Regions from separate parts of the Mus musculus genome. Here region 1 is linked to region 2. A link is a loop called in an ENCODE intact Hi-C map of the cell type or tissue named here. Cell type or tissue: gastrocnemius. All regions are shown on one strand. Links, peaks and the distances in the headings refer to the core of each region. The heading gives the core; the rest is flanking DNA.

Region 1 (7,788 bases), core at 1,196-6,195, 860 kb after region 2:
TTCATAATGTTGTTCCACCTATAGGGTTGCAGATCCCTTTAGCTCCTTGGCTACTTTCTCTAGCTCCTCCATTGGGAGCCCTGTGATCCATCCATTAGCTGACTGTGAGCATCCACTTCTGTGTTTGCTAGGCCCCGGCATAGTCTCACAAGAGACAGCTACATCTGGGTCTTAGGTACTTTTCTATTGCTGTTATAAGACACCATGACCAACGCAACTAAGAAAAGAAAGTGTTTAATTGGGCTTACAGCTTCAGAGGGTTAGAGTCCGTGATGGCGGAGTGAAGGCCTGGCAGCTGGAACAGCTAAGAGCTCACATCTTTATTCATAAGTAAGAGGCAGAGAGAAAGAGTACTGACAATGGCACAAGTCTGTTTAAACCTCAAAGCCTGATACCAGTGACATACTTTTTCTAACAACACACACCTGCTAATCCTTCCCAAACAGTTCCACCAACAAGGGGGGCAGAACAGGGTATATATTCAAACACATGAGTCTATGGAGCCATTCTCATTCAAACTACCACACAGAATAATTTTGTTATTTACAATTTTCTTTTTTCAAAGTATAATTAATATACATGCATATATCTAGAAAATATGTCAAAGTAGTCTCTAGCTCCATATCTGTCCTTCTCTGATATTGAATACATATGCTTTGTCTAGATCACACAAAAAAAGGAGTCAGGATTATGGTATGACTAGAAACCAGATTGGCTGAGAAATTGAGGTAGGAATAGCTTAAGGAGAAGGAGACTTGGTGAACTGACTTTCATGGCTGTGCTCCCAAAGGGCTTGTGTCCATGTTCAAAAGAAAAAGAAATGTGCTTTATTTCTGGTAACTGTGGTTAAGATCAGCAAGTAGAGGTTCAAGACAAGGAGATCTCATTTACAGACAGAACTTCCTAGCAGTCAGAACTACCCTACTATAGAAAAATGGAAAAGGCTATGTCAAGGGAGTTCCAGACTAGGATGCTATGGTAGTTTGAATGAGAGTGTGACCCAAGAGTATTTGCTTAAGGACTGAAGCTAAAGTTAAAATCAAAAGAGTCTAATTCTATAGGTCAATGCTTCAGAATTCCAGAGCAGTTTTCACTCACACAGACTAATATAGACTCTACTGGATGTAATATAATTACTGGCGTAGGTCTCCCTTCTCGCTAGGGTTGTTGGCCACAGCCCATGAGAGGAAAGGAAGGAGAGTTGACTAACAGGCCCTGTGCGTGCAAACAGTAATAACGACACACTAGGACCAGCTTCAGGAAGACAGATGAACTTTACGTGGAGTGATTCGAGGGTTATATAGTTTGGGGTTAAGAGCATAGGAGTATCCAGGGTGGGTAAAGGTCATTGGCTGAAGGCTAAGGCACTGAGCTGCCTCACTGGCACTGGGGAAGGCACTTCAAGAATCTCAGGTGCTTGCTCTTCAGCTTCTTACCCAGAGAAGGAAACTGAACCTGTAATGTTCTGCAGGCAGATAGAGGTGTGTGGGGGCAGCGGGCAGTGTAGGATGGGGTGGGGGTGTTTAACTTCCCTAATAACGTCAGAGAAGGAGAAGCCCTGGTGACAAAGGGAGTCTGCCATTTTGCACAGAGTGGCAATGGTAGACTTCTACCTTAGCAGGGCAACAGACTGGGACATGACAGGCACTCAATAGAGCCTAGTTCTCTTCTACCCATCTTTAATCTAACTTTAACCTAAACACACCAGTGAGCTAGCACTCACCTTCCAGTGTTGGGCCCTGTGGTACCCTCACCCTCAGCTGGTTACAGTGGGGTAATAACTGTTCTCATGATGAAGTTCTTAGGGGTTCTTAGGAACAAAACATTTTCTTCAAAGGCTCCTCCTACATCTTATTTAACAGAGTTGGGCCAGAGTCTCATCCCTAAGCTTACCAATGGTAAAAGATCAAGCAATTGAATAAAGGAAGAAAAAGGAAAAGGGAAACTGGGGTAAAAAGGAAAAAGGACAAAAAAATGTAATGAATACTGCATAGGTGATAGCTGTGTCCCCTAGACCCATAGTTTTCTATAAACAAACCAAGGCTGAGAAGGGTTTAATTAATATGCCAGAGTCAAGGGTAGGAGTATGGCCATCACAGGAAGTGTGGCTAGCATAGGAAAAGTGGGTCACAGTTGGAGAATGAGGGGCAAGTGAGAGCAGGGTTAAGGACAAGGGTTCTAGCCTGTGTGGCGCTTTGAAGTCATTTTCAACAGGACTGACTACATTAACTTCCTAAAATTCTAGTTCCCAGAAATTAGGAAACTGTGAATATTAAAAATGTTTGTTTGTTTTGTTTTGAATTCTCCAGATGTTTTAATGCAGCACCAAGAGCAGAATCGCTGGTTTAGGAAGACAACAGTTGACAAGTGGAGATTCAATGCTGAAAGCACAGCGCTGTCAGGGAGACATGGTACCTGCCTCTTCTGTTTCCTCCCAAGTGACTGCTACTTCTTGAGGATAGCCAGGTTTTAGTTACTCATGTGACCCAGCACCTGACACCTGATCAGGCAGTTAATGATGGAATGAATGGGTCATTAATGATATACTCACAGAACACCATTTTTATACCACTCCTACAATGCAATCATGCTCCCATTTTACAGATGAGCAAATCAAAACCCTGATATTCTTTATGATCAACGAAAGAAATTGGGAGGCTAAGAAGTCAAACTAGAATTTAGAGAACAGTAGCCACCAAGAATAGGGTCCTGTGGCGGATTGCTTTTCTCCCTTTTCTCCAGGACCCCTTCTCTTTGTACCCCCAAAGCCTCAGATGTTACTGAGTCTGCCTTCCTGGCCTCTTTCATCCTCCTTGGAACCCTAGCCTGCTGGAAAAGAGGAAGAAAGGACTGGAGGTACTAACTAAGGCATATCTGGGGGTCAGGACCAGCCTGTGTCTGAGAATCTGCTGGAGTGGGAACTGACCACAGCCATCCGTACTGGGAGGCCCGGGAGCTGAACACAGCACCTCATTCATGGTGTGACCTTGAGTAAGCAACTCCTTACTTCTCGACTCCAGTGTCATCACGAAGGGTGTGTAGCAGAACATTTGGGTCACATACTCCAGTTCTGAGGTTCAGGTAGATACAGGGGGCTAAATGGGAACTAGTGAGCAGACCAGCATGTGCCTTGTTGAATAATGGTGTGAATTAAATGAGTTCTAGAAGCTGTTGCCATAAGGGCTGGTGGACTTGGCATTGTGAGGATTTTGGGGTTATTTTTTTAAGGATTGTTATTAAATCTATATTTTTTTAATGTGTGATCTTGTGGTTAATCTATCTGCCCAGTAATAACAATAGTAATCAACATGTGTGTGACAAAATAAATAACAACAAAAGCGTACGAAACCAGATTGAGCTTGGTCTCATTTGTGAGACCCCTGTACTAAACTGTCTAAAAGGCCCTTGCAGGACACAGGCCTTTAGCATTTCGGCAATAGCTGGAACTTTTATCCAGGAAGTAAAATCGAAATGGCACCATCCTTATACTCCTAGTACTTTGGTATGCACTTAATTCTGTGATCGCGGGAGAAACATCACCTTCCCAAAAGATCTGTCTGGTTTTAAACGCTAGGCTGACCCCTTCCTAGAGAAACAGTGACCTCTGGTGGAAAATGGCAGCAGAGCAACGCCGCTGTGCTGAGATAATTTAATGCTTAGGCAAACTGACTGTTTTCACTTGAAATAGATTTAATGAAGAATAATAAATAAAACCTAGACACATATGTACAGATGGTTTGATGTATGTTAGGCAAGAGTCAGGCTTTCATGTATACATTTGGGAGTAATTACTCTTAATCTAAAAAAAGAAGTTGAGGATTAGCGAAAGAACGAAAGCATTTGCTAGATTGACTGACAGCAATCTGGAATGGGCAGGCATGGAGAGAAAGCTAGGACTCGGGCAGTGTTCTGAGAATCAGAGACTTGAGTAATTTACTGAAGGTCTCAGTGATTGTTCCCATGCATGCTTTGATGAGTCCCCAACGACTCTCCAAGGCATGGACTATTAATTATCTCCATTTGACGAATAAGGAGCATGCAGAATAGGGACTCTGAGTGACAGAGTCCTTGGCCGTTAAAGGACTTCTGGCTGACTGTGCTGTCTTTTGCACAGTGTTGTGTAAGGTCTTCAGTCGTGTAACTAGAAATGGTGCCGCTGGGTTGCTCCCATGCACTCCAAGCCCTAACCCTGCAAATTACATGCATCTTGAACACCAGTGACTTTCACAGTGGTCATGAAAATCTTGAGTCACATCACAAAACAATGGGTCATCCTTCTTTATTTTTGAGGTCATAAGATAATTACATCTCTCCCTTCCTTTTCCTCCCTTCAAACTCTGCTGTGACCCCTCTGCTCTCCTTCAAACCCATGGCCTCCTTTCCTCTCACTAATTGTTATCACATGCATATATATGTAGACATATATACCTAAATGTAGCCTGTTCAGGCCATATAATGTTACTTGCATGTATGATTTCAGGGCTGACAATCTGGTACAGGAGAGTCAGTTGGTGTGCTCTTCCCTGGGGAAGATCATCTCCCTCTGAAATAGATCATTCTGGAGAAGCTGAAGATCCCATGGATTGGGTGAGAACTATTGTGCAGATTCGTGAGCTCGGCATTTTAATATGAGGTGTAGGATGGTAAATGAAAGTTCAGAAACCACGTCAGGAAGGATTTACTAAGACAGAACTGGGACCCATTACCAGGAGGGGAAAACTCAAGGAACATGCATTCAGTCCTTCCCTTGTGTGTTCATTGATGTTTACAGTGTTTGCTTATGTGCAGCCCTGTGTCAGGATTCCAGTGTTTACGTGTGTGGGGGCTTGTGTCCGGTGTGGAGGAGACAGCGATGCAGACATTACATGTGGTCTCATTAAACCTCATATAGAGAGGGTCAGAGAATAGCAGAAGTGTCTCATGGAGAATTATCTGTTCTCAGCAGGTTCATACAGAAGGACAGAACTCAAATGGACTGGAAGGGGTTGGCTGAACCGTGTGTGACACTGCGCTAGCACTGTCTGCTTAGAGACTAAAAGTCAGTGGGAAGCTTTCAGTGAGACTGAAAGTGGTGTTGGGTTGTGGTGGGACTTAACCCTCTTTCTACCCTTTGGGCCCAGAGTTCACTAGAAAGACTAACAATTGATATCGCCTCTCAGTTTTAGATAAGGACAGACAAAATTACAGCCATTGGTCTTTTGTTTTCTTTCTTGATCTTTTCTTTGTCTCTCAGTGATATTGTGGCCTTTTTTTTCCTTTTTTTTTTTTAATTTTCTTTTCTTTCTTTCTTTTTTTTTTTTTTTCTTCTTTTCTTTTTTTGAGACAGGGTTTCTCTGTGTAGCCCTGGCTGTCCTGGAACTCACTCTGTAGACCAGACTGGCCTTGAACTCAGAAATCCGCCTGCCTCTGCCTCCCAAGTGCTGGGATTAAAGGCGTGTGCCACCACGCCCGGCCTTTGTGGCCTTTTCTCTTCTGGTCACACAAGGTTCCTACAAACTTCGTCTTTTAACCATAAACTGTAAAGGACTGACATCAGAAATCTTGGGGGCAGGACACGAGCATTTTCTTTCCTATCACGTGTGGTGCTAGGGGTTGAGCCAGGGGCCTCATACGTGATGGGCGAGCATCCTGCCACTGACATGCATCCCCCCAGAATTTTTGTTCTTTACTTAAAAAAAAATTTGAACAGGGTGTTGCCAACTTGTCCAGACTGACCTTACACTCACCCTGTAAACCAAACAGCTTGAATGCACATGAAGCCCTGATAGGCATTGAACTTCTGATCCTTCTGATTCACTCAGGAGCTGGAACTACAGTCCTGCACTACCAGGCCTTGCTGGATCTTTCAAAGGTCCATCGTGAGACTTTCATTTCCATTGTAGATAACTGAAAAGCACAAAATAAGCTATAACAGCGTAGAAGGGCATCACCCAAATGACCATCACTGACATTATTTCCTACATTTGATTCCTCTGATTATAATTTATTTTATTTTTAAATACATATGATCAAGCCAAACCCTGCTATTTCATTTATGATTACTCAAAAGACATAGTTATATCAAGATCTTTATTACAACCATATTTAATCATATAGCTATTATATTATACTGAATAAATGCATCATACTTTATCTTTTCTCATATCTTGGACATTTCCAATATTTTGGTAGTATAAACAATGCTCAAATCTAAAACTTTCTATAAATATTTCAAATGTAAACAAATGTTGTGCACAAAGATGTTGGTTGTGACCTTTAATTTTCTACCTATCCCCTACCCCCAACATGCTCATGTCCTCTTGATCTTTATTGCACAATCCCAAGTCTCATGACGTGGCCTGAGCCATTCACTCTCTGGAATACTCATGAACTCCACTCATCTTTCTTAAAAGACGATCTTAAAAGCAAGCTCCATTGTTCTTTGCTTAGGACTGCTCCCTTCTCTGCTCTCTAAGACTTCTCGTCCTGGTCTCACCACCATTCTCTCTAATTGCTCTGTTAGATTGAGCAAAGCAAACATTTGGTTAATCATTTGGAAAATTGGTCATCACACTGCTGGCTGACTGGTATAATGGAGGTGGTCTAGTGTCAGAGCTAAAATCATTACTGAAGATAACACAGTTACTCATGCGTGTGTGTACAACCCGTCTACACGCTACCCTGTAAAGTCATTCTTTTTTTCTGTTTTTCTTTTTTTTTCTTTTTTTTTTTCTGGATGAATGTTCTTTGTTCTTGTAGGTTATAGCAAAGAAAGAACCCAGAGTCTAGGGCCCATTCTAATTCCACTCCCATATTCTACTAGATTTGGAGCAAAACTCTATGCTGGGCATCAAGTTGAGCTCTGAAAGTATACAACCAACCTAACAAGAAAGAGAGAGAGAGAGAGAGAGAGAGAGAGAGAGAGAGAGAGAGAGAGAGAGAGAGAGAGATTTGTATACAGAAGGCAAGCACACTAACAGAAAAGTGAAACAACCTGTATATGCATATGCCTATATGGCTACATAGGGTATTGGTTTAGGGAAATAAGGAATTAAACAAGACAAATGGTCCATATTGAAGAGACAGAAGAAACTGAGTGGAAGGGGAAGGGCAGAATTGAAATATGGAGGAGTATTTGAAGGTCAACAGATTGTCCCTGGGTGGAGCAGAGAGGAATGTATCAACCAGATAGCACAGAAAGGGACCTCCTTCAGGCATCAGAGTCATGCCATTGGGTGATATGAAGGTCAAAGTAAATAAGTCAAAAAATATGTGAAAACATGTAAAAAAAAAAGTTTAGGGTTATGGCCAAACTCACCTGCACCCAGCTAAAGGCAACTGCGCTACATCACAGCCCAGAATCACCAGTGCTTGTCTAAGGTCTCCCTGTAGCATGGACATTTGAAGTCCAGGAAACTACATCTTGCAAAATTTATATTCCCAGCATGCATTCATTTCCTAGAACTGCCATGACAAAATACCACAAGTTGTCCAATTAAGCAACAGGAATTTATTTTCCCACCGTCCTGGAGGCTAGAAGATGTAGATTAAAGGGTTAGCAGGGTGACTTCTTCTGACGCTTCTCTTCTCCTGTGCAAGAAGTCCTGCCTTCCATGCCATAGTCTAGAATGACACCGTATTTCTGGACTAAGGCCCACCTGACTCATTTCTTGCTACCTGTATTACCTTTTTAAAAGCCTTATTGGTGAATCCAGTCGCATTATGAGGTACCAGGGGATCAGGACTTCCCCATAGGGATTTCAGACGTATATTTCAACCTCTAACAATGAATTTCTGGATGACAGCCAC
Region 2 (5,000 bases), core at 1-5,000:
TGACAAGCTTCTGCTTTCTCAATCTGTAGTTTCTACTTACACACAGAAGGACAAACAGAGCCAATGGACATTTAGGCTTGGGTATGTCCAGATCCAGTGACCCAGTCATCCCTGGAATATGATCAATATTTGCTATGGTCTCCCATCACCACACTGTACCATTTACTCGGTAAGCAGCTGTTGTAAAAAGATATGGGTTTCCTCAGGAGTCTACCCAGGGGGAAATGATGGGCAAGACTGGAGAAAGTGGTCTCTCCGTCAACTAACAAAGCTACTCTTGATTCATATGTATCTTTATTATATCAGCTGCCCCTGCACCATATTAGTGGGGAAAAGTATTCATTTATTTATCCACATTTATATAAGATATACAACGGGACTTGTCTCTAAGTTCATGCATCCACTGCTTCTGAGCTTTAAAAGTCTGCCCCTGGCCCTCTACCTCATTCCCCGAACAGCCATACATATGTTCGCCTCTGTTTTTGAAGTCCTAGTTCAACTGTCAGTTCCCTTGAAATATTTTCTCAGACTTCAAGACTAGGAGTTTAGCACACTATTATCACTGCCTGTTTCATGGTATTTCTTCTCTACGATGCTGGCAAAAACTTGAAACAAAACAAAACACCATTGCTGAGCCTGTCCACTCCAGGATTGACTCTGTGAAGAGAATAGGCCTAACACAGATGGCTGCCCATGAAGAAGTGTATACTGAATAAGAGAATGAGAGAAAGAAAGGAGACGGAGAAGTTGGCATTCAGACCAGAGACACAGACTTACAAACCATGTCTGGAGAAGAATGTGACCCAGGGTCCACCTGGGCTCTCAGGTGCTCAGCGTGCCTAAGTCTGCAGGACTTCATTATACCTCACGTTCATCTTACTCTCGATTCATAGGGTAGGGGCGAATGTGTATTGGAAGCAATGTCTTAGGCCAATTCTCTCAACTGCATGCTTTCCCCTACATCCCCTTTCTTGACTATATCACAGAACACTACCATTCTAAATCATGGTCAATGTCTGGGGCATAAGACTTCGTCAAAGGGCTGAAAGGGAAGAGAGTACACATCTCTCCCCGCACCAGCATGCCCCAGCCTCCATGGGTTTTGTTTGTTCTATAGACTCATCAATATACTGTCACCACAGAGCCTTTGTCTTCTCTGCCACTGAGGGTTCCTGCCAAGCATCCTTCATTAGGATGGTGACTCCCATTGCTCTTATCATCAGCTTTGCATATCCTCTCTCCCTAACCTGTCTTTGCTCTTTTCATTGCTTCATTTTCTCTTACTTCATTGCCTGCTTCTTGGGCAGTGGAATGTAAGCTCTGTGGCTGATGACATTCAGAGCACAGAAAGCTGGTGCCAGAAGGTAAAGGAGATACCGGAGTTTTGAGTAGAGCTGGGTAGAGAGACTAAGGACAGTGACACTGACTTCAAAACATTTAAAGACCTGATGATAGCCCTTCCTGCCCATAATTCATTACAATCCTATGACCGAGCATGTTGACATTGTTCTTTTGCAATGCATAAACACTTCATCAACATGTGTGGAACAACCATAATAGTAGTTCCTGACCCTTGCTATGGAACTTACATGGGTTGTTTCATGTAAAGCGATTAGAAGAGTGTCCAGCATGCAAACAGCATCAGAAGCAGCATCTGCCACACCGCTGTGTGCACAGATATGGTGGGTTTGTGTGTTCTGCTTCTGTGAATTATATATGGCGTGTATTGCACGTATTTTTGGTTTTTAAAACAAAGCTTGAAATTTCTACAATGAACGATGTGAAACATGTGCTCCCTATTTTAAATTCAAAGTAGGCAGTGTTGAACATTTTATAGGGATTGTTTTCAGTGTTTATGTAGTCAGAAACTTTTAATATGTTTGTAATAGGCATATACGACTTTTTAATCAAAGATTTAAAAGTTTTAAGACATGTAAGCGGGGAGGCGCAAGTTAAGAGCTCAAAATCTGGAACCGATGAAAATATGCTAATGGGGAGAATGATTGGCTAAAAGTCCCAAACACAACTTCTTAGGGGTAAATATGAGTCAAAAGAACTAGATGGAAGGAAGAGAGGACTGGAGATATGAGAAACAAGAAATCACAGCAGTTGCAACACCAGCAAATAGCCATTTCTCTGTAGGCTGCAGGGAATGCCTGTGGCAAAGGCTGGGACAGTGCACACACTGCTGCAATAAGAGGAACAGTTATACACAGCAGGGGTGTACAATGGTATTTCACTAATAACTTTGAAAGTTTGCTGGGGTGGTATGTGTGACCCCTCTCCTCCCCATCTGTCCTGTCCTTCGTTACTTCCCTTCTTTGTACCAAATGAGAAGCCTACTAGACGGAACTGCAATTTTGTCTTGTCCAGACTCAATTATTCCTTCAACTTCAAGAAACTAGATATTTTTTATTCCAAAGGAGGAATGGGATTGCTTTAGAAAGACAGCATTTAGCAGCCCTTGCAATGTTCATTAGTGCCACTGGGTGTCACTATTGCAAAACCAACAAAAAAACCAACCATTAAAAGGAAAAGTAACAACATTTAACTCAAGACACTACGAGAGTGATACCGGATCCAAAAGCAGACACTATATTGCAGAAGGTAGAAACAACTCATTTCTCTATGGCGATTATTAATTTCCGCCTTAATTCAATGGCTCACCCTAAGAAGAAATGACATTTCATTTCCCATTTGCAGATGTTGTTTTCTTTTCTTAAAACATTCCCATTTATTCACTAAGATGAAATCCACACAGAAAGTTTGCAGTACCAGTCGCTTTGTAATCACACTGTCTTCACCGGAGAAAGAAGCTTCCAGAATGAAAACACAAGAGAGTGAAGGAGGCCTGGCTGGGAGGAAAATAAATGCAGCTAACATTAGCTTGCTACTCACCTCAAAGCCATAATCTTATTAAATATATTTAAACATGGTTTTCATTTAGATTTGGCAGCTTGATTAATAGGGATGTATTAAATAATACCTGGCTGTTAAGGGTATATTTAGAAGTCACTGCCATGTAAAGCACACAACGTGCATAATCCAGCTTCATTATTACTTAAGGCTTCTCTGTTCTCTTGGCTGTGGGCACACACATATTAAACATTTAGCATGCACACTCAATGCGTGTTCAGCCCTTTTAAAAAGGCTTTCTGTTTAAACAGAAACATGCAATGGAAAATGAACTCAACTCTAAGAGAAAGGTAACGGATGCTTCCCTTTGCGGACCACTGTCCTGTTATCCAAAGAAAGGAGAGGGGAAGGTCCGGAGCAGTAGCTCAAGTAGCCAGCCTTAAAAAGATGCTCGGCTCCACAGAACCAAGGAAGGGTTCTGTATCCGAAATTTTTTCTTTATCAAAGCTGAGGTCAGTGAATGGCACCTGAACCACGAGGTAGTAAAGGAAGTAGAGGGGATGTGTTAGTGGTCAACAGAGGTGGGGGGGGGGGATGGATCGGTACTGTCCTGGGAATAATACTAGCCAGTAAACAAGGATAGGGACTGTAAGGAGGGATTGCTCTTAATGGCCAGGGAGACAGACAGAGAGAGAGAGAGAGAGAGAGAGAGAGAGAGAGAGAGAGAGAGAGAGAGAGAGAGAGAGAGAAAGACACCTCTAGTCAAAGTGGTTTATCTGCTTGTTTGTTTGTTGATAGTCTCCCTCCTGCACATTTTCTTTTTTGAGACAAGAACTCATTTTGTAGCCCAGGCTAGCCTCAAACTCCATCTGTATCCAAGGCTGACCTTGATTCATGCTGATCCTTCAGGCAAGGCCTCCTGCATGTTACCACACCTAGCGCTGCTGAGTGTTTTTATAGGGGGAAAAAAAAAGGGCTATCTCTGGCCTGCAGAACCCGCTTGGTCAGTTGGCATATTCTGCTGCCCTCTGTGAGTTTGCTTAGTAAGTCTTATATTGGAAGAAGACATTTGAGTGATCTGAATGTCACACATGGTCATATTCTGCTGCTTCAGAACAACCCAGGCAAACATGTAATCATGCCACCGCACTGTTTAGGAGACCATGTTTAAACCAGATAGGTACAGAAAACTGTCAACAATTCAAAACAATTTTTTTTTAAAAAGGACAAGTTTTAAAGTGAAGGTCTTAGTTTATCCTGTCCCTCAAAGAACTGCCTCAGACGCTCACCTGGGCATTTTGGAGTTGGGCTAGAAACAAGGCTACCCAAGGCAACACCTCACCTTTCAGACCTGTAACCTCAAACTTCCCCAAGGCTGAACGGAGGCTCGGAGCAGCAGCTAAAGAGAAATTGGGGTCCCGGTGGAAAGCACAGCATGAAATTCTATTCGTTGTCTGTGTTAGTCATATATGAGACTAGAAGGGGAGTCTGAATTCTCAGGTCCCAGGTCCCACTGCTGCTGAGTTTTACCACCAGGCCATTTGTCTCTGCCACTAGAAAGAAGTGGCTCTAATGAGAAGCTCAGTAACATCTTCATTTGTGACAGTCATAATGGGGGCACACAGAAGATCAGAAGGAGGAAGGAATTCCAACACATACTACAACATAGATGGATCTGGAACACATTGTTATGCTAGAAAGAAGCCAGTCACCCAAAGGCAAATGCTATTTAATGCTGCTTATACAATGTGGTTAGAGCTGTTGAAATTAGGTATATGCTGGTCAGGAGCTGTGGGAGCGGCTATGGAAGGGGCTATGCAGAATTACTGTTTCATGGGTCCAGAGTTTAGGCCCACGTGTTGAAAAGAGTTCTGGAAACTGATGGTGCTGACAGTCGCACAGGATTGTGACTGAGCCCCACTCCGTGAAACAGGAACACTCAGAAAGGGGTAAAGGGTTAAAATGCTGAATGATAGACCATATCCATTTTACCCCAACTAAATAGGAAAAAAAGAGCACAACTCAGACCACCTCCCACAGTGGTTATCTGTATTATTTTCTTCCGCATACAATGTAAAGCACAGCCTTCAATGTCTTTATATTTTTCAAAGTATAAGGGCTTCTAAAGTCCTCCCAGGGTATTT

The links. A loop is a pair of places that touch in the nucleus more often than their neighbours do. Peaks named below come from ENCODE experiments on the same cell type or tissue, not always from the same donor. Only the 100,000 strongest peaks of a DNase experiment are listed, where the experiment ranks them.
Region 1: it touches region 2 in a loop (13-fold over the local background); 34 of 42 quality-filtered maps call a loop at or near these places.

The regions. Positions count from the first base shown.
Region 1 is chr4:95,004,163-95,011,950 of GRCm38, reverse strand. The region is part of intron 2 of Gm12694 (a long non-coding RNA gene); the gene reads right to left. Among named protein-coding and RNA genes, the nearest start is that of Gm12694, 29 kb to the right of the region's middle. In gastrocnemius, for the core only: a CTCF peak has its summit at 3,620 (motif pointing left); a DNase peak (open chromatin) is centred at 3,605; H3K4me3 peaks cover 517 bases; H3K27ac peaks cover 438 bases.
Region 2 is chr4:95,868,903-95,873,902 of GRCm38, reverse strand. The region is part of intron 14 of Fggy (FGGY carbohydrate kinase domain containing); the gene reads right to left. Among named protein-coding and RNA genes, the nearest start is that of Hook1, 96 kb to the left of the region's middle. In gastrocnemius, for the core only: a CTCF peak has its summit at 2,482; a DNase peak (open chromatin) is centred at 2,474; H3K4me3 peaks cover 286 bases; H3K27ac peaks cover 486 bases.